2 separate regions of the Mus musculus genome follow, and region 1 is linked to region 2. A link is a loop called in an ENCODE intact Hi-C map of the cell type or tissue named here. Cell type or tissue: heart. All regions are shown on one strand. Each heading gives the region's core, and the rest is flanking DNA. Links, peaks and the distances in the headings are about the cores only.

Region 1 (10,933 bases), core at 938-8,937, 50 kb after region 2:
TCCTGTGTCTGCTTCAGCGAAACACTCCTTCACAAGTCTGCCTTAGTCTTTCACACTCATGTCCACTTTAACAAAACGTTCCTTCTTGGTTTTGCCCCAGCAAAACACCATCCAACCAACTTTCCAAAGAATTCTTGAGTTTCCACTTCAGATGAGCTTGGGGCTGAAAGGCCTTGGATGCCCAGCCCTTGAGGCTGAGCTTATCTGTGCACAGTGAGAGCACCACAGGGGTTCATGGGAATTGTCAAGTCCCCATCCATGTTGAGCAGGCAGCACAATGGAGAGGGTCTTTGAGGTGACAGGTGTCCAAATAGGGTTTAGGAGTGTGAGATGGATGACTGATGGATGAGATAATGGGCAAAAGAGAAGGAAATATGGAAGCTAACACTCGGGAATTTACGTCAGGCCATTGGAGGATGGTAGAGCCATGTTTCCAGGGAAGGCATTCAGGGGATAAAAGATGCTCAGGGACAGGAAAGGGAGGCTTGCTGCAAGGTTAGGGATGAGAGGTATTAGAAGCCAGTGAACCTTCTAGAAGAGACCCTGGGTAGCCAGCTGTGGTTGAGGGTAGAGTTGAAGCAGAGAAGAGAATAGGTCTAGTGTAGAAAAGCAAACAGAAAAGAGGATCAGGGACAGAACTTTCAGGATCATCCTTATGAGTGAGAAAGGAAGAGGAACCTGTGGATGAGACAGGGAACAAGTTGGGAGTGGAGGATATTGGAGCCTCATGTGGCTGAAGAGAGAGGAGTGACCTCACTACCGAGTGTGGGGAGAGATTGGGGAAATTTCTCTGGACTGGCATCAGGAAGGAGTGGCTAGCCTCTGACTGGCATTAGAGAAGAAGGGGACAATTTCTGTTATAGTCAATTAGATGTCTGAGGGAGGGATGTAGTGGGGACATCTCACTGGTCCACTAGGAGACGTCTTTCACATGGAGGAGACTTGAGGAAGAAGTATGCATGGAGGGAGGACTGGAGATACAGGTGGATACACAGAGAAAACAAGAGCTCCCCATCACTAGGGAAATGGATGGATCTTTCCACGGGAAGTGAAGGCTCAGAGTTAGACATTGAGGCTGGGGAGAGCTGCTCTTCCTATCAAAAGACCCCCCAGTATCCCTGGGTCACCTAAGATGCAGAGGAGACAGGGAAAGAATGAGTATCTCCACCTGTGTCCTAAAGATGCCTGGGATGCAGGAGGCATGGAGAATGAAGACATGGCCCTGTATCCTGGCTCTATCTCTTGATAATCTGCCAGTGGCACATTCAGAACTTGATATCTCCAGAATATTATTTCAACCTCCAGCCATCTGCCCGCCCTGATTCTGTTAGAACCTCTTCTGTGGAAGTATTTCTTCCCTGTCTTTCCTCAAGTCATTGTCCTGCTCTCCCTTCCTGGAGTCAGGGCCTTATGCTTTGAGGGGCAGTGTCTGTGAACACATGATGCCAGGACCTTCTACAACCACCTTAGTTTGAGATACCCAGTGATTTGCAATAAGCTTGAAGGATATTCTGCCTGAACAGTGGTCCTGAGACTGTCAAGGTCATGCAAAGCCCAGGCACCATGAGAAACCATCAACAGAGGACGCTCACTGGGCAGACAAGACAGCTCGTAGCATTCTGCAACCCTGCAAGGCACCCTGAGGCAGAAAAGGGATGTTAATGGAGAAACTGGTGAGATCCAAATTAAGTTCAGAGTTTAGCTACCAGCCATGTACCAATGTCAGCCAAGGTCTCAATTCTGACAAAAGCAACCATAGAAATACAAGATGCTGGCCACGGGGAAAATGATTGGAGGTATGGGAGAATCCCATTCTCTGTGCAACTTGACTGTGAGCTTTAACTTATTCAAAAATTGAAACCTGGTCTTTTATACCAGTGCTGTATGTGAGAAGTATGCCAGTAGCTTAATTGAGATCATTTGCAGGTTCAAGACCTTTGGTGACAGACTTACAGGGAAATCTTTAAAAGCGGGACAAAGCCGAGCTGCTGCTTCTTTAAGTATCAGTGTCTGATGGGTAGACAGGATAGGCAGAGAGAGAAAAACAGGGTGGAGGCACTTGCACCATCCTCTTGTACTAGGGCTTGCTTGCTAGCTTTGAACCTTCTAGCTGACAGCTGACACCATGGACTTCATGTCTACTCCAGCCCATGCTGGCACGTTGAGGTTCTTCATGGCTTTCCATTCCTCTGATTCACCCAGTTTCTGCCTTTACAAAATAGAAGATGGAACCAGACATCTGTAACCCCCATGTAAGGACTCTCATTCCAGTACATGCTGTGCTGTTCGGTTCAGTGCTGGGATGGGGACTTGGAAGAATCATCAGAGTGTCTCTTACTTCTGTACTCTTCTAGAAGCACAACCTGGGCATCAAACATTCTCAGTCTGAACCGTGATGCCATAGTGTTTCCCCCACGGGAGAATTTCCTTCCAAAGCAGAGCAAATCCTCTTTCATCCCACCTCTGCCTGTCAGCCAGGGTGATGTGACATTCTAGATCCCTGGTCATTTCAGCAGTGTTCACATCACGGTCACCAGAGCAGATTCCATCTGGAGAAACCGTGTCGTTCATCATGAGAGTGGGACAATTCTGTCCATCCTTGAGCTCCTTGCCCAGTTCTCATTGCCTAACTCTAACTTTTCCTACCACAGCTACCACCACTGTTGTCTTAAACTCCTCAAAGTCATCCACGAGATGTAGAACAACTCCTTCCGAACTCTAGCCGATGTTACTATTCTGACCTCTTCTGTGAGTCTTTAACATGCTCAATGGGATCTAGAACCACTAATCCTTTCTAGAAGGTCCTTGGTTGATTTTTCCTGGATCCATCAGAGATAACACAAGCTAGAGCAGTCATAGCCTCAAAGAAAGGTATTATTTTTTTTAATTTTTTTAAATTTTCCGAGACAGGGTTTCTCTGTGTAGCCCTGGCTGTCCTGGAACTCACTTTGTAGACCAGGCTGGCCTTGAACTCAGAAATCCGCCTGCTTCTGCCTCCCAAGTGCTGGGATTAAAGGCATGTGCCACCACTGCCTGGCAAAGAAAAGTATTCGTAAATGGTAAGACTGAGAGCTGAATTTGCTCCCAGATCTTTGAGCTGCAGACTAGATACTGTGCTAGTGGGAATGAAAGCAAAACAAACTAAACTAAAACACTACCTCTGAGAGAAGCAATACACTTTCCTCAGCTAGACACCGGGATCCAGAGACATGAGCTTGTACCAGGCAACACAGCTGTCTTAGTCAGGGTTTCTATTCCTGTACAGACATCATGACCAAGAAGCAAGTTGGGGAGGAAAGGGTTTATTCGGCTTATACTTCCATACTGCTATTCATCACCAAGGAAGTCAGGACTGGAACTCAAGCAGGTCAGGAAGCAGGAGCTGATGCAGAGGCCATGGAGGGATGTTCCTCACTGGCTTGCTTCCCCTGGTTTGTTCAACCTGCTCTCTTATAGAATCCAAGACTACCAGCCCAGGGATGGTCCCACCCACAAGGGGCCTCTACCCCTTGATCACAAATAGAGAAAATGCCCCACAGCTGGATCTCATGGAGGCACTTCCCCAACTGAACCTCCTTTCTGTATGATAACTCCAGCCTGTGTCAAGTTGACACACAAAACCAGCCAGTACAATAAATAGCCTTCAGATCACGCCAACCAAAGAAATCTTTTGCATTGTGCCCTTTCACCACCTCTGGATTTCTATAACTTTCTGGGGTTTCTGGTCCATGTCTTGGGAATCCAGCTTCTCTGGGAATCATCAGACCAGCACTGAGGGAGGCTGCCTGATCCTAGGCAGGCACAGGCTTGCTGCCCTGTTGCACACCCCCACAGCTCTGCCTTCTGCAGGCCCATCTCAGCAGGGGGTGCAGTTGCCATCTGTGTGTAGCTGGTATCTTTGCAGAGGCACATTTAAGTCACTGCTGCATTCACAGGAGAAAGCAAATCAATACTTACAGCCCAGCAAAGTGCCGACTGGAGCCAGCCTCCAGTCTTACTGAAGGTACAGCATGAAGCACTCATGGCACCATGCGAAAAACTAGAAGGGAGAAAGGAAATTGGGTCTTCTCTTCAGAGATGTTCTCAAAGAGTCTCCCCATCCTTGAAGGTCACATCCTCAGAAGATGTATGGGAGTGAAGGCAGCCTTCACAGGCTGCTTGAGGACTCTCAGTCCTCACAGGACCTTAAAGGCCAGAGCAGTGGAGCAATAGCTGCATAGGTAAAGAGGAAAGCATTCAGACACAAACAAGTGCTCCAAGTGCTGATGGGCACTGGTTTCTCATTTTGACACAACCTCCACCCCAACAGGTGGATACCATAGAGTGAGTATCCCCCTTTTCTCCAGGGTCACACTGGCGGTTAGTTGACTCTGGGAGCCAATCACAAGATTGCTGGGGACCAACAGAGATGTCTGCAACCAGAGCAAGAGTAGGCAGTTTCTTGAGTTCTTCAGAAGAAATCCAGCATCCATTAGAGACCTACCGGGGTTCCTGGAAAATGTCACGTTACACATATTGAACCTTAGAAATTGATTACACTTGAGACAGGCATGGTGGCTTGTCTTGCCACTAAGACAAAATATGGAACAAAAGCAACTCAAGGAACAAGGGATTTATTTTGGCTCACAGTTTGGAGGTATACAGTTCTTCATGATGGAGAAGCTATGTCAGCAGGAACCTGAGGCAGATGGAGTCATTGTATCAATTTTAGTTAGCAGAGAACACCGAATGCAGTGCTCAGATCACTTACTCCTTTCTGTATACCTGTTCGTCTGGTAGGATGGCATCACCCATACTGAAAATATGTCTTCTCATCTCAAGATCATTTTGATAATTGTACACAGCCAGGACCAGAGAATTACTCTAGATAATTCCTCACAGGTATGCCCAGGGACATTGGTGGGTGATTTGAGAGCTTATAAACTTTATAGTGTTAACCAACAAACTGGTTCACACCTACAATTTTTTCACTGTGGTCTTCAAAATTCCCAGTACTGTGACCCTTTTAATACAACCTCATGTTGTGGTGACCCCCAACCATAAAATTGTTTCTTTGCTACTTCATAACTATAATTTAACTACTGTTATGAATTGTAATGTCAATATGTGGTAAATGCAGATATTGATATGCAACCCCTGTGAAAGGGTGGTTTGACCCTCAAAGGGGTTGTGACCCACAGGTTGAGAACACTACCTCTACACTTGGGAGACTGAGGCAGGAAGATTGCAGGTGAATTCAAGACTAACTTGGATTATAGGGTAAGTTCCAAGCAAGTCTGTAATATGAAGTAAAACTATCTCACAAATAACTAAATCTTAATGAATGTTGAATGAGCATGCACTAAGGGTTATGTATACAATAGCTCTATATGAGAGAAACTCCCCCTGGATATCTGGGGGCTCAAATTCTAGCTGTGGGGCCTTTGAAGGTTAAAGAAAGGACAATGAGCCAGAAAAGATGTAAAGTGAAAGGAGTAGTCAATCTTGTGAGGCCTGGGGAGTGGACAGTGGGCGGCTGCTCTAGCTGGACTTCCTTTGGCCTCCTGGACAATGAGCTACTTGGAGAAGGGGCAGACACTACAAACCTGGGGGCCTGGGTAACACTGAACAGCATGTGGCACTTCTGCTCCTCAGGAAAAACCCTTGCATGGAATACTTACAAAAATAGATCGCATGCTGTGTCCGGTGCTGCTTTGCGTACACACATATTGGTCCAGATTGGGGGTGGGGGGCCATTCCTTGTCCAGCTTTCCATGCCAGATGCTTCTGTAGTGGACTGGATCAACGGTGTCCAGTATTCAACAGGAATCTAACACAGGATGGGCGTCGCTCTCAGTGACATGAAAGGAGAAAGGAGGAGAGGCCAGCCAAAGGAAAGGGAGGAAAGGGAAGGGGAGAGGTGGGAAGGGGAGGGGAGGGAGAGGGAGAATGGAGGAGGGGAGGGGAAAACCCCAGGAGCTGGAGTTAGAAGGCAACACATAAACTTGGGATCTAATGATTAAAGTCACAAACAGGGACAGATGGAATAAACAGGCAAACCCAGCGAGACAGGAGTAGTACGAGCTGAGACTATTTTAATTCTTAGTCTTAGCCTTGCAGGGGAAGCAGGGGTGACCGCATTACTCAGGCAGGAGTAGCTGGATCTGTGTCAACACTGTTGTGGGACCACCATAGAAGTCCATGGGGCATTAGGATGCCTTTAACATATGGGAGGAAAATGATATGGAGCCAACTGCCAGTGGATCTTAGCTATGTGGCAAGGAGATCTAGGCACAGGGAGGGGCTTGGCATGGTTTGAAAGGGGTGTTGCTATCAGGGCTACCCAAGCTGGCTTCTTGAACCTTTATCTGCAACCAGTGCTAAAGAGGAAGGCTTTATTCCAACACAGAAATACTCATGCCCATTTTGACACCCAAACTGCCTTTCCCACGCCCTTCTCAACTCACTACTCTATGGGTTCCTCCTTGTACCTCCTTTCGTAGTGTCTCTTGTCAAGTTGGCAGGCATACCTACCTGGAGACCAGGAGGTGCTTCTTGGCATGCTGCGCGTTGCAGGTGCAATCAGACACGGGACTCTTCCCTTAACATCCCCTCCACCCTTCATACACTTCACACAGACAACTCAGCTCCACATCTCAGGTGGCTGCTGCTCTAGGTGACATCTCCTCCCAAGAAGCAGCAGCTGCAGAGCAGTGCCCAGAATCGCGAGGAGTGCATCTGGAGGTTCTCAGGGCTGTCCTCACTGCAACCCTTGGGCAACCATCTCCTTTTGTGCATCAAGAGCATTGTCTTTGAAGTGGATGCAAATGAAGGTAGTTTGTCATAACTATTAAGTGGGACAAAGGATATAAGAGGGTCATGGGTGACTTCATGGACTTACGGCCTGTGCAAGACACAAGAGTCTGTTTCCCAATAACCCTAAACTCTGTTTTAAAATTACACCTTTGCAGATCTGCAACCCTGTAGGTGCAACACTATGAACTAACCAGTACCCCAGAGTTCTTGATTCTAGCTGCATATGTATCAAAAGATGGCCTAATCAGCCATCACTGGAAAGAGAGGCCCATTGGACACGCAAACTTTATATGCCCCAGTACAGGGGAACGCCAGGGCCAAAATAATGGGAATGGGTGGGTAGGGAAGTGGGGGGGGGAGAGTATGGGGGACTTTTGGGATAGCATTGGAAATGTAATTGAGGAAAATATGTACTAAAAAATTAAAAAAATTATACCTTTGCATCTTGGATAATTTGTTTGTTTGTTTGTTTTTTGCCACTGGACCCTATAAATTATGCAGTCAGTCCTGAAGAGGGTTCAAACACAAGACAACATTGCAAGAGGATTCATTGAGTTACAGCTGATAACAATGATTAAAGGCTATGCAGAGGATACTTTCTTTGCAGGCCTGGAATGCTGAGATAGCACAAAATCCCTCTGCTCCTACCCAAAACTCCCAAGGCTCCAAAGAGTTCAACCTTCATCCCCAGACCCAAGACTCTTCTGTGTAAACTTCAACAAGCCCTTTCCCCACCAGGGTGCCTTTCGACTGCACCGCCAGAAGCTTTCTACGGGTCCCCTTCCAAGCCCCACTGCTGCCCTGCACCTGTTGAAAGCCCACTTCTCTGAGTGGCTGAGCAGCTCTGCCCCTAGCGGAAGTTGGAAGTAAAAAACTTCCATTCAGGAAGTCCGTTAGAGCCACTGCCACCTGCTCCTGATGCCTCCTCTCATCCTGTCCCCAGCATCCAGCAGCCTCCAAGAACATCTTGGCTGTCAGTCTTGGGTGAGAACTATACCCACTGTTGTTTAAGGAAGAGCAGGGTAGATGCTGTGACTTGGGGGCTTCGAAAGGGGGAGCAGAGCTTCCCAGTGGGGTAAGTCTTTATTTAAAAGGAGGGCTGTATATAGACCTATGTGCCCCCCCTCTCTGTGGTGTGTGTGTGTGTGTGTGTGTGTGTGTGTGTGTGTGTGTGTGTACCAGTGAGGCAATGTCCCTTTACACTCTATATCAAGAAGGTCTGTCTCCCTGTGTCAATGTGGGCAGAGTGATAAGCTGCTGGCAGAACCCCAGGTGTGTAAGGAGATGGTGTGAGTATCTTTGCCATTTTGTAATTCTGTGGTACTGTCTCAAATTGTGTGTGTGTTTCTAGCAAGTGCTTGTTTCTGAGTGGCTGTGTGTCAAGGAGAGTTAGGTGAATGTGCCTAGCTCCCCCAGTATGGGACAGTAATCCAGTGTGTGCCTGGGTATTTACATTAGAGTGGTACAAATTTGTGTGGCTCTGTATGTGTGTGCAACTGTCCGTGTCCTAGCTTGCTTCTGAGTGAGTGGAGCAGAGTACAGAGTGTGTGAGTGTGGGTGTCTGGTGATTCAGTGTGTATTTGTATCAGCCACTGTGCGTCTGCCACCACGTCTGCATCTGAGTGTGGCGGCGTACTGCTGCGAGTGGCGATGCCCAGTGTATTCCTGTGTGCGTCTGGTGTGAGCACCATGGTGCGTGCTAGAGCCGGCTAGGCTGCAGTGGTAGGCTGTGGCTGGGCGGGTGCAACAGAGTGGTCAACGTCTTGTCTTGGCGGTGGCGAGTAGTGCGTGTCACCCGCGGTATGTGCGTTGTCTCGCAAGCCCGGACAGATCACCCACATACCTCCCGCCACGAAGCCAAGCTGCGACCCTTCCTGGGAGCCTAGAAGAGGGGGGTGCGCGGAAGCCTCTAGGACCCGGCGGAGGCCGGCCGCTGTCCCCGGGCCGCGCGAGTGAGCATGTGCAGACCGGGCGCCCGCTCGCCCGCTCTGCGCCCGCCACTCGCTGTACTCCGCGCCCGCGGCTCAGCTGGGCGCCCGCCCGCTCCGCCACTGCTCAGCGCGGAAGTCCGCAGCCTCGGGGAGCTGCGCGACGCGGGCCTGGGAGCGCGGGTGCGCTTGCTACAGGCGTCTGAGCTTTGGGCACTGCGGGCTGCGGGCTTGGCGCCCCGGAAGGCGGGTGCCCCAATCGGCTGTGATCGCTGGGTGAGTCCTGTCTTCGAGGTCTCCCAGCCAGGACCCTAGCACGGGCTGCGAGCCGGATCTACCCCCGCCCCGGGCAAACAAGTTTGTGTAGATGCGACTGGGAGCGCGCGGGGTTGCACCTGCTGGGGGCGCGGGGTTGCACCTGCTGGGGCGCAGGGCGCGCTGGCGAGGCGCCTTCCCGGGGCCGGCGCGCCAGGACCGTGGCGGATGTGTGGGTAGCATCTCACCACGTCTGGTCTTGGCTGGATGTGCACAGGCAGTTGCACCAGCCGCTTCTCCGCCGGAATCCCGGGGACGTCCGGTCTGACTCCCCGGTCGGGCTGAGGGCAGGTTTTGGGGTGCGCACAGCCTCCCTCCTAGGTGGAGACGTTCGTCAGAAGCTGCTCCCCCCTCTCTCGTTCCATTCCCAAGCTAGGCTTCCGGTCAGCGAAGGGTTTTCTCCGGTCTCTTGATGAACTTGAACACAGGCAGAGGCAAAACAGAAACGTATGTATTTTGTTGGAAGAAATTACCCGGTGTCGCGCTTTGCATCTTTCTAAGGTGTGGATGGAGACTCGTGGCTGGATGCTCTGTGTGCTGTTTTTCTTTGCTAGTCAGAAGCATCCCTGGCTGGGTCAGCTGCTTCAGGGTAACCTATCTAACTGCTTTTCTGGGTGTCTGTGCTCCGCTGATGGTCTTAGTCCTACCAGCTAGTCCACGGGGAGTCCGAATGGGAATAGGACCTCTGCCCCATCTGCTTGCTGACAGATTGGCAGTTTCCAGCACCCACAGCCCTACCTTGGGACCCGGCCCTCACTCTCCGTCGTAGGCTGTAGGCTACTTTTCAGACAAAATGAACAAACTCGGTACTCCCCTGTACTTTTGTCACCTCTTCTCTCCTGTTGCGAGAACAGTATTCTTATATCTACGGACCAGCTTTGGTAGGAACCCATACGTGGGGTTCAGGAACTCAACATCAGATACGGGAAGTGAGGGCTGTAAGGATTGTAAGAATAAGAGGAGCTTTATGCTGGGCTGGGTGGCTCTTTCTGTAGACAGTATCCTCACTTGGTGGCTATCTAACTGAATGACTACACGTGCTGGCCAGAGAGCTAGGGAGAGCTTTCTTTGTGTAGGTTTGGTTTCTTCCAAGCATGACCTCCTACCACACATATATTCTTAACTGAAATCCCTCAAGAAGATGCCTGTGGGGAGGGGCTGCTAAGCCCCCAGGTTCAGGGAAGAGCCAGGCATCTTCCTTTGTAGTGGTTGAGGGCAGCTTGGCCAGCTACCAAGCTGGGGGTAGTGGGTGCAACTGTCCCCTTATCTCCCTGACATCATGACTACTCCCAGCCATCCCAAAATTGTCCCATCGATCTTTGGAGGAAACTTATCTTGGGGTGAGGAGATCCCTCTTTTCAACGGGCACTGAAGTCCCTGGCATAGACAGTACTGTCCTATGCTTTGACCAGAAGTGGAGAGCAACTTGGATTTAGACAGCAGATGAGACCCCTGTCCTTTTCTTCTATCTGCCTCCCCCAGCAGGTGGCACCTTCTGGGCCATCATTTGGCCTGCTGCTAAATGTGAGCCTCAGCCTGGCTAGTTCAACCCAAAGACTGCAGCGCTAGTCAGCGAGTCTCACAGATGGTTCTTGTAGAATCACTGAGCAGAGCCTGGGAACCCACAGCCTCCAGGTCCAGGCTGAGCCATATGTGAGCAGGGACTGATGGGAGAGCTGCACTTCTCTTTGCAGATACTCCTGGCTTGTACTCTCATCTAGCTCCATCCTGGCCAGTTTTCCTGAGACCAGCTCTCTTTGAAATTAAGACCAAGTACTTGGGGGCAGCTCAGCATTTAAACCTTGGGGGTCTATGTCCATACAACAGGAGTGGGAGTCATACTCACAGGTGGCATCCCAGTATCTGATCCAGGCTGGTCTGGAGGTCAGCACTGC
Region 2 (10,933 bases), core at 1,139-9,138:
ATGTATGTATTTAGTAAATCTATGTTCCCCTGCTGTTTGTGTGGCAATTACTTTTCTAAGGTACAGACTTGGTTTGGTTTTTGGTTCATTTTTTTAAGTTAGCTTTTTGAGGTAGTGTACACTGTGCTGGGTTTCATCACGGCATCCTCATACATACATACATACATGTCGTTATACTTTGACCATTTGTCAGATGATGGACATTAAGGCTGGTTCCATTTGATAACTACTATAAATGGTTTAGCTAAAAGCATTGGTGTGCAAGTATCTATGCTGTATATTCATTTAAAATCTTGGATATATACCCAGGAGTATAACTGGTTTATAGGTAATTCCTTCTCCTCTGCTGTTGTTGTTTATTTGTTTGTTCATTTGCTTGACTTTTGGCTTTTTAAAAAATCTCCTGTGGGGAAACTCTGCTAATTAAGGTCAAGGTCCACCATAACCAGAAAGCCTCTGGACTCTGCATAATATGGGAGACTCCCTTTTGTTAGCAACGTTTCTCCTTCTCTGATCTCCTCTGGGGAGTTCTAAGCCCCCATATACACCTCTACCTGAAGACTGTCATGTAGCCTGAATTAGTTTATAGGACCAATTTCCTTTCTCCTCACAAAGCCTGTTCAGCCAACATCTGAGAGTCCTGAAATGTTTCCCCATGCTAACGAGCCATTCCAGACATCCTAACCCCATCCTGGATGTCCCTACCCTCAGACCCCCATAATTTTATAAGCCTTCCATCACTCTAAATAAAGTTCATCTACCTACTGACTGTGGTCCAGTGTGGTTTATTCACCATACATAGTCACAGAGCTTCTGAACGCCCTGTTCGATGTCTCTGCTCCCACAGCCCCATCTGGACTGTATCGGCTGATAATCCACAAGATCAGGGAGACCCACAATCTCCTACTAATTCCCATAGTGGCTCCAAGACTCCACCTTCCTGCCATCAGTGTATAAAGGCTCTTCTTTCTCTAAGTCCTTGGTGACATTTCTTGCCATTTATTTTCCTGATTAATCGCCTTTCTGTCTGTGAAATCTCAAGCAGTTTTAATTTGTGTTTCCTTGATGGCAGAGGATCCTGCATGCCATTTCAAGTGTTTATTGAGCATCCGTGTCTCCTCTTTTGAGAACCATCTATTCAGTCAGTAATCCCATTCACTCACTGAATAATTTGGCTGTTTAATGTTTAATTTTTACAGTTCTTTGTATATCTTAGATTTTAATCCTGTATGATGTGTAGTTAGTAAGGAAATCAAGGCAAAAAAGTTCTTCTAAGTCCTCTTAGGTTTTAATCACCCTGCTGGAGGGGGTGATCCTGTAAATAGCATGTACATGCCTGGGACTTTGGAGTTCTCCTGATCTTCAGCAGTGACTGACAGATAAAGCACCTCCAGCATCCTACCTTCTGCAACCTCAGGCTGGAGTGCTCAGACCCCAGTGTGATTCCCAGTTGATGGTGACAGTTTCCTACAACCAAGGGCAGAGCCTTCCTCCTTATGTGCTTGCCTGCCTGAGCCAGCCTCTTGCTGTCTGCACTCTTCTGCCCATCATCGTCCAGCTGCTCCCCACCCTTGCCCTTCGGCTTGCTTTCACCCAAAAGCTCTTAGCAAGCCAAACTGAAGATCTTGACTTGTGGATGGTCCCTGATCTCGGGTCCCAGGGACAGCTCAGTTTTTAACAAAAGAGTCTGCCACCAAGTCACATACCATTATTAAATAGAGTCCCTGCATTCCGCCCCCCCCCCCCCCCCCGCCCCACAAATGCCAATGGAGTCGCCATCTCACCAAAATCTCTATCTAGTTTGGTATTTGTAGGAGCTATGGGTTTGCCCTAAAGCTAGCGCCACCCAGCAGTCATGCCACTTTCCTTTGGAAGTGAATTCTGAGTCCTACTAGGGAACGGTCTGGCTGAGGTTCTCTCATCTGACCTTGGGTGCCTCCCATCTTTGCTTCTGCTCATCCCCAGCATCCCTTCACAGAGCCCCTCAGTTCCTCCTCTATCTAGGTCTCTCTTTGGGATTCAGTCTATTATTCTCATTATGATCCTCTTCTTCTCTGTCTCCGTATATGTTAAAGTAAGGTCTTCATTGTGGAATAGTTTTCTATTTATAGAATACTTGGAGAAATGGTACTGAATCTCTGGATGTCTCTCCACCCCATTTCTGGTATCAATCTTGCTGTTATTGCTTCAATAAATTTTTTACATTGCACAGATCAATGCTGATGCTTTATTATTAACTAAATCTCACACTTTACTCATATTTTAATTGTTGTAGATTTATTTTATTTTTATGTATATTATTAATTAACGTGTGTGTGAGTGAGCGTATGTAGGTGTGTGTGTTGCACACCATATCCCTGGCTGCCTGTGGAAATCAGAAGACATCAGGTGTGTGTGTGTGTGTGTGTGTGTGTGTGTGTGTGTGTGTGCATGTGTATGGTGCACACCATATACCTGGTTGCCTGTGGAAGTCAGAACAGGACCTCAGGTTCCCGGGAATTAGACTATTAGACTTATAGGTGGTTTTCAGTCAGCATATCAGTGCTAGGAGCTGAATTTGGCTCTTCTTCAGGAGAAGCTAGTGCTCTTGACTGCTAACTCATCTCCCTAGCTTCATCTCATTCAGATTTTATTAATTTGTACCAACTATTCTTTGGTTGTAGGATTCCCACCTAAATGCTACCTTACCTTCTGTCACCATTATCTCTTCTGGCTCCTCGGGGATAAGGCAGCCTCTTTAGCCTTCTTTGTTTTGGAGCCTGACAGTCTTGAAGAGCTCTAACCAAGTACTATGTAGGCTAACCTTGAATTCGGATTTAACTAACATTTGTCTCATAATTTGACTAAAGATACTTATTGGGGGAAGAAGGCTGCAGAAAGAGCTGTTCTCTCATCAGCAGAGCAAGGGCCCCTGAGATCAGCACAACATGTGGCTGTTGGTGTCAGCTTTGTTGTCCCATGAGCTGGGTGATGTTTGTCAGGTTTCTCTGCTGTAACGATAATTTAACCCCTCACACCCAAAATCATACTGATTGTCATGGAGCCTTGGGGTTGCAGTCTAGGGATGAAGGGTGGTATTCATATCTTGGAGGGCAAAGTGCCTCTCTAAACCACTTGGAATTATTCTGCAGGGGAGATTTACCTCTTCTCTACCACTTATTCATTCAATCACTTATCTATGCCAGTGTGGGCCCATTGGTATTTATTTCTTTATTTTGTGGCTACAACTCTTCCAGCCACAGCCATTTTGAGTCTCTTAGGTGGCTCCTCTGTCTTTTCAATGTTGTGCATGTATGTTTGCAGTCTGATTTATTTAAGATATACACACACACACACACACACACACACACACACGGAGAGAGAGGAGAGGGAGAGAGAGAGAGAGAGAGAGAGAGAGAGAGAGAGAGAGAGAGAGAGAGAGAGAGAGAGAATGTTTTTATGAGCCTATAAAGCCAGAAAAGTGTTCGATTCCTGGAGTTGGAGTTACAGTAGTTGTGAACTGCCTGACATGGGTGCTGGGAACCAAACTCAGGTTCTCTGGAAGAACAGTAAGTGCTCTTCACTACCAGCATGTCTCTGCAGTCTTGTATGGTATATTTTTAATATCTCTTTACCTTCTGGCACTATGTGGCCTATAGTCACAGTTTCTGCTTTAATCTTAGCATGAATCATTTCTCTAAGATGTCCTTCTCTTGTTACTTTGAGAATAGTGCAAACTAAGAGGTGTATGTTGGCTGTGTGTACCACTATGGGATGTGCAATCATCTCCCCAGTTCAAGGTATTGTCTTCCACAATTTCGGTTACCTAGTCTGAAAATTCTAAAGAGAAAACCCAGAAGTAGATGCTTCACACGCTTTAAGTTGTTCTGCGTTCTGTGTGGTGAGACCTTGTTCCATCCCATCCCACCTAGGGTGAGAACCAGCTCTTCCGCTACTGCATCAGTACTGTGTCTCTAAAAGAAAATGAACAAGATCATTTTTCATTATAGTATTTCATTAACTATCCTTTTTCTAGGCATAAAGAAGGTGATGAAACTGAAAAAGTAAACAATCATTAAACCGTTAAATTATGGCTGCCCTAAATAACGAAGCCAACAAAACTTAAATTGTCTCTTCTGATATCAGCACTGTTGGGCTGGGGATGAGCTCAGCGATGGTGCCAGTCAATAGTGTATGAGGCCCTGAGTTCAGTCCCTGGCACTGGGTGGGGTGGGACACAAAATACTAATTCTATATGTATACATCCTTCTACTTGGTAATATTTTATAGTGTGCCATGTTGCCTAAGAGCATATTACATTAATTATAGTTTATTTCAATTAAGCCTAGTATCACAATATTTTTATTGTCTAAGCTCCACTAGACCAGTATTTTGATCACCTCAAGAAATTTCCATTTTGACTGAGTGAAAAATGTCCACAAATTTGCCTCTCTTCCTCTTTAGATATCACCTCTAGAGCTCGTGGATGCTTCCTCCTTTCCTCCAAAATTGTCAGCAGTTCATAAACTTCCGGAGTTTCTGAGCTAAAGAAGAGTTGCCCATGTTGTCCTTCAAGTTTCCATAAGTCCTCCAAACCCTGCAACAATGTTGCTCTATCTGTAGCTGAGCTCTGTTCCAGTTCTTTCCAATTTTCTATATAAAATTTTTTTTCTCTTTTACATCCTGACCTAGTTTCTCCTCCTTCCTGTCCTCCCAGCCCCTCTCCACACCTTTCCTCTGCTCCACCCCCACTCTTGCTCCACTTCTCAGAAAAGGGCAGACCTCCTATGGATATCAACCAACCAAGACATATCAAGTTGCAGTGAGACTAGGTACCTCTCCTACTATTGAGTCTAAATGAGGCGTCCTAGTAGGAGGAGAGGGTCCAGAAAAGCAGGCAAAAGTGTCAGGTGCTTCCACTGTTAGGAGACCCCAAAGAAGACCAACTACACAACTATAACCTATATGCAGAGGGCCTTGGTCAGTTCCATGCAGAGTCCCTGCTTGTCGGTTGGTTCAGTTTCTGCGGGTGAGCCCATCCAGCAAGCCCAGGTTGATTGATCTGTGGAGTTTTTGTTGTGGCTGTTGTTGTTGTGTCCTTGACCCCACTGGCACCTAGAGTCCTTCCTCTCTTCTGCAGAATTCCCGAGCTCCATTGCTCTTTCTCCATCTCTCTTGCCAGGAATCGGAATTTTTCCAGATACCCTTTTCTCCCCCAGAGTCTTCCATCCACGTTACTTCTCCTTCCATTAAGGCCGTCAATTCAGCTTTCAGTAAGCATCTGTAAATTTCTCCAATGGGTTTCAGAGTCATAATTTGCTCCCTTAACAAGAACCGTTTTGCCTCATTCAAACTCACTCAGAGATGCCCCACCCTTGTTTGCTAGAACAAGAGATTGCATCCTCCTGCTTGAGACGCTGGCACCAGAGTCAGCTCTTCCTGTAACAGGATCTTATCAGCTTCCTTGAGTTCTGCTCCACCCACTTTACTCAGCAAAACACATGGCTCCCTTTCCCAGGAAGCTATAGGGAAAGTAACAGGAACTTGTCCTATTACCAGACCACTCTCAGTCATCTGATGCAATCATCCATGTAGTTTTAACTTTCTTACAAATTCTACTGGAATATCAGAAAAGGTTGTAAATTTTGAAACGGTTAGAGGGTTAGAGTTTACGATGGTGGAACAAAGGCACAGAGGGCAGGAACATCCATGAGCTATTGCGATCCACAATAGGAAGTATGTTGTGTGTAACTTATTCAGTATAGATCATGGTAGAATTGTACATGAAGTCTAGTCTATACACAGAGCTTGATGATAATCCACAGTGTGGGGGTCTTCAAAATATATTCCCTGGGGTATATGGAACCAAATGTAGTTGCTTCTCATCAGAGCTTACAGAATAAGAGATCTTTGTATTCTCTGACCTGTGTATATGCACAGTGCAGCGGTACCTCCGGTGGCCCTTCAGGAGAGCAGATCTCTTCCCAAGTGTTACAGCTCTTGGAACAAAAGACTTAGACGGCAGAGTAGTTTTCGCACACCTTTAATTCCCTGGATAGGATTTGTATGTAGTTTTTCAGGGTTTGACAGCAGGTACCTCTCATTGGCTTGGACTGAGAGCTTGGGGGAAACCTCATTTGCATGTGGGGAGGCTTGGTGCTGCTCCTATGTGACTGATAGATAGCCACACACCTCTCCTGCGGGGCAGGCGGGGTGGGGTGTGTGTGTGTGTGTGTGTGTGTGTGTGTGTGTTAACTTCCGACAGGAGCCAGGGGCCCAGGAGACATGATCGAACACTTTCTGTCCCATGTAGAAAAATCACCACCCATTGAGTCCCCAGGATTCCAGACCTTTGCTCAACCAGGCTGTCTGTGTGCAGCCCAGTGCTCCACACATACCTGTAAATGTTTCCAAATGTTTGAGTTTCTGTATCTATAGTGAGCTAAAGACAAATGCATACTGTGACTATAATGCTAACTAGTTAGAATTTGGGTTATCCCTTTCTTCTTCTCATTTATCTGTAGCCTCCTCCCTTAGAGCTGGCTCCTCCCACAGGCCCTCTGCACTTGCTGTCACCAGGCTTGATTTCATAGAGGTTTCAGAATTAATGCTCCATGCCTCCATGGAAAGTAACTTCTCCAAATACAAAGTGCTTACACAGTTTCCGTTGCCTTCTGACTTATAGACTTATTTCCGAGGCTCCTTACCTTGCCATCCCCCCATCTCTCTCAGGGAGTTGTTCCATACATTTACGATACAGTCAGAAGGCACCTCCGCTTCCTAAATGGTCTTGTAAAAACTGTATACCTTGGGATTCTCTGCTTGTGTTGTGATGTTACTAGAGTTTCAATCAATACAAAGTGTCAGTTATTCATCACTCCAAACAGTTCATTGCCTTAGACGGTTCCCTTGGGTCATACCTACTAAACCCCCCTCTACATTGCCACCCCTTGGCAACTGTGTATCTCACAATGTACCTGTCTCAGAATGCCATGTATAGATGCTCCTCAATTTATAATAGGGCTCATTCCAATAAGCCCTGAATGCACTGGTAACATTGAATGATGCAATGCATGTAGTATACCTCATCTTGATCTCTTAGAATGCCCAGACTTCCCCAAATGTACTCAGAGTACTTATATAAGCCCACAGCTTGGCAAAATCACCCAATTGTCAATGGATACAGCTAAGAAATGTGTGACTATGTAGCCCCTGTGTGCATCCAGACTTGTGATTATTTCTGCCTCCATCTGTGTCTCTATTATACCATCTGGCCTGAATCCAATGTCAGCGCATACATCCTAGCCTCACCGCCCTGTAATTCTGTGATGGGGGAGAAATCTGGCTTCCGAAATCTCATCACTTATTAATGTATTTGTTCAGCTCTAGATCCCTTGCTTGCAGTGTAACTTCAGAATAGCCAACCTATGTTCCAGCGAGAAGCAAAATAATCAACTAGAACTCTGTCCTCAGGTATGGTCCGTCTTCAGGTACTGGTTCATCCTCTGGCACAGGTCCACCCTCGGGTACAGTTCAATCCTCAGTTATAGGATTCTTGAGTTCAGATCATTCTGTCTTTAGTGCTACAACATTTCTTTCCATCATTTCTCAGGTCAGCTCTCACGACCCCGCAACACTTCAGTTTTGTCATATAATGCGTTTCTAACATACTTATTTGTTACAGAAGGCATTGTGTTTTGGCATCCTAGTTTAAAAAAAAATAGAAGAAAGAAGGCAGAGGCAGGTGGATTTCTGAGTTTGAGGCCAGCCAGGGCTACACAGGGAAACCCTGTCTGGAAAAAAGAAGAAGAAGAGGAAGAAGAAGAAGAAGAAGAAGGAGGAGGAGGAGGAGGAGGAGGAGGAGGAGGAGGAGGAAAGAACGAAAGAAAGAAAGAAAGAAAGAAAGAAAGAAAGAAAGAAAGAAAGAAAGAAAGAAAGGAAGGAAGAAAGAGCCTTGTGTATATTAAAGTTCACTCTCCTCGACATAAATTTCCATGGGTTGTGACAAATGCATAGAGTCATGCATCAGCTGCCCAATTTCAGGGTTTCTGTCTTCATCTCTATTTCGATCTATGGACAAACTCAGAGAATGCAAATGTTCCCCTGTCTTCTTTACTTGGCTTTGCTTGCAAACTTCACTCACGTTATTGGTATAGCTAGCTTCTTTCTTGTCATTGTCGGCAATGTTCTATCATTTGAATTTATCTTTATTTGTTCTGTCTAAGGTGGATGTTTGGGCTGCATCCAATTTGAAACTTTTGAAATATGCTGCTGGAGCCAGATATGGTTATACACACCTTAATCCCAGCACTAGGGAGGCAGAGGCAGGTGGATCTCTGAGTCAAATGCCAATAGTCTACATAGCAAGTTCTAGGCTAATAGCAAGACCTTTACTTAAGCAACAAGAACGAAACAATGTTGCTATGGCAAAGCTTGGGTTAGTGGTGTAATCATGATCGCCACCCTTCTCAAGTCACTCTCTTCATGCTTTTGTTTCTGAGAATTTTCTTTTTTTGTGCTGAGTCCTATGTTTTAAGCAATTATTTTGCATTAGTGTATTGGAGGAGGATTCTGAACTAACCTGGCCCATCATCTTCCAGAGCCAGGAAGCATTCGTTCCACCTTTACAAAAACTTTCTAAGATAGGGGGTGCCACTGTTTCCATTTAGCTGTGTAAGAAACTGAAAGTTCGAAAAGAGAAATCAATTGGCTGTGGGCAGCTGAAACCTGTATCCCATTAAATCTAGTTTCTGGAACCCAGAGACTGTGGCTTCTGTTGAGAGCTGTAAAGCCTGCCTGTGACCCAAAATTATGACCTAAAAGAAAAAAAAAGTCTTCTCTCTCATGTACCAACTGCCCTCAACATTGTTCATGTGTCAGTGTCCTGAGCCACAGGCTCAGCATGTAGGACCTATGACTGACTTGGTGCATCCCTGTGACTTTGACCTTTAACCTGAGGCATGGAAGTTTAAGAGGGTAGAGGAGGGAAAAGAGAAGGTGGGGGAGTGGGAGAAATAGAAGGAAAGTACTGGGTCCTGGCAGCAGCTATTATTTCACAAGGCCTAGCAGATTTCACTCTCTCCCCAACCCAGGAGACCAAGGCTCTTCCCATCTCCGCAGCAGCATCCTTAATGTGCCACTGGACATACTGCAAAATCTGGGTAGCCGGAGAGGGCTTCTCCAGGAAAGTCTCCAGAGTGTGTGATTTCTGTGCATAATGCAGACCTTGCTCAACACTGGATTCTTACACACACACACACACACACACACACACCAACCTTAGCAAAAGTGGGCCATTACCTTCTCAGGATTAGAGAGCCAGGTCCTCTTTAAGACTTTAAATAGACAGGGTCTTGGGTTCAAGTCTTTTTTAACTTACAGGTGTCTGTGGGATGATAGTGGAGAAGGTGTGAACAGCTGGTCCTCTAACATCCTGCCACCCCATGGTCTGGCACTCAGAACCCTTACCTCCATTATAACTCTGTTGGCTGCAAACTGGTGAGGTTTGTAGGCTTATTCTGAGAGATTTGATATAAGGAAGCTCAGATTCAGAAAGATTAAGTTAAAACCTAAGCTGAAGAAAGTTATTATTTTTTAGAGATTTATTTATTTTATGTATATGAGTACACTGTTGCTGTCTTCTGACACACCAGAAGAGGGCATCAGATCCCATTACAGATGGTTGTGAGCCACCATGTGGTTGCTGGGAATTGAACTCAGGACCTCTGGGAGAGCAGTCAGTGTTCTTAACTGCTGAACCATTGCTTTATCCCAAGCTTAAGAATTTTTAAAGACAAGTCTCACTATGTAGTTTTGACTGACCTGAAACTTGTTATGTAGACCAGGTTGGTCTTGAACTCTCAGAAACCTGCCTATTTCTGTGTCTCGGGAATAGGAATGTGTTACCAAGTCCAGCTTAAAATCGTCTGACTCTAGAGCTTCTGACCTGACACCTCACCATTCCCACTTCTCCCTACTGCAAATAAAACTGCCCTGAGTCCAGTTACCTAGAATCATGAGGCATGGCAGGGTCCCTGCTGAACCAGATACCAGGACATCTGGGTCCTCAAGCACCCAGCCTGACAGAGAGAGAACTCTGACGGTCTATAGCTTCCTTGAGGACTCAGCCTTCCAGGGAAAATCCATGCCATGTAGCCCATAGTCTCTTACTCATTATAATTTTTGGCCTTTTTCAAATACTTTCATGTTTTAAACTGAAAATCAGAGACACTTCTAGGTTATCCCTAGAATACCTTCTCTTGCTTGTGATTATTGCATAGAAAGTAATTATGTTTTGGCGTGAGATGGAAGCTACACCTAAGAAGTTGTCCTGTGAATCAAGAGAGAACGTCACCCAGAGCGTCTCTGTGGACATGTCATTTGTCACCCAACTCGGAGATAAGGAGGACCAACCATGCTGGTTTGTCTGGACCTGAAGATTGAAGGTTTCAGGTCTCTGGAACTCAGGATCACTGGCAACTGTAGCCAGAAGAATATCCTGCCCACATCTGAGAAATTGTGTCCCTCTACTTGCTTGGAAAATATGTCAATCAGCAAGACCAACTTCTGGCTTTGGCTCCTTGTGGGAGTATGGCAGTCCTAATGGGACAAAAAGGAGAATCTGACTTGTCTGTAATCTAGACCATATGCAAAAAGTTCTCTTGAAAACCGGGAACCTTTATCAAAATGCTTTGCAGTCTAACTTGCCCCCCACCTCCTTTTTCCAATGACCCAGCTTTCACTAAGTCTACCAAGAGCTGATTCCCAAATTTAAGGCCTCTTCTCTGTCATCCTCCTATTTCTTTCAGGAGTCACATGGGAAATCCAACAGAACAAATCTATTATGTGATTATTAGAATTCACAAGGGAATTTGGCAAGGATGCTGCATTAAAGATCAGTTTAAATCAGCACATTTACACATACTAGCAATAAGCAACTAGAAGTATCAGTTTA

The links. A loop is a pair of places that touch in the nucleus more often than their neighbours do. Peaks named below come from ENCODE experiments on the same cell type or tissue, not always from the same donor. Only the 100,000 strongest peaks of a DNase experiment are listed, where the experiment ranks them.
Region 1: a loop joins it to region 2, with 4 times the contacts of the local background. A loop is called at or near these places in 3 of 42 quality-filtered maps.

Annotation. Positions count from the first base shown.
Region 1 is chr11:71,742,231-71,753,163 of GRCm38, forward strand. It overlaps Wscd1 (WSC domain containing 1), which reads left to right and starts at 8,785. Exons shown (of 9, transcript NM_001357965.1): 1 at 8,785-8,999. In heart, for the core only: a CTCF peak has its summit at 7,635; DNase peaks (open chromatin) are centred at 5,651 and 8,631; H3K4me3 peaks cover 671 bases; H3K27ac peaks cover 429 bases; H3K27me3 peaks cover 1,508 bases.
Region 2 is chr11:71,691,796-71,702,728 of GRCm38, forward strand. No RefSeq gene overlaps it. Among named protein-coding and RNA genes, the nearest start is that of Gm12326, 43 kb to the right of the region's middle. In heart, for the core only: no CTCF peak of the experiment used is centred there; a DNase peak (open chromatin) is centred at 5,406.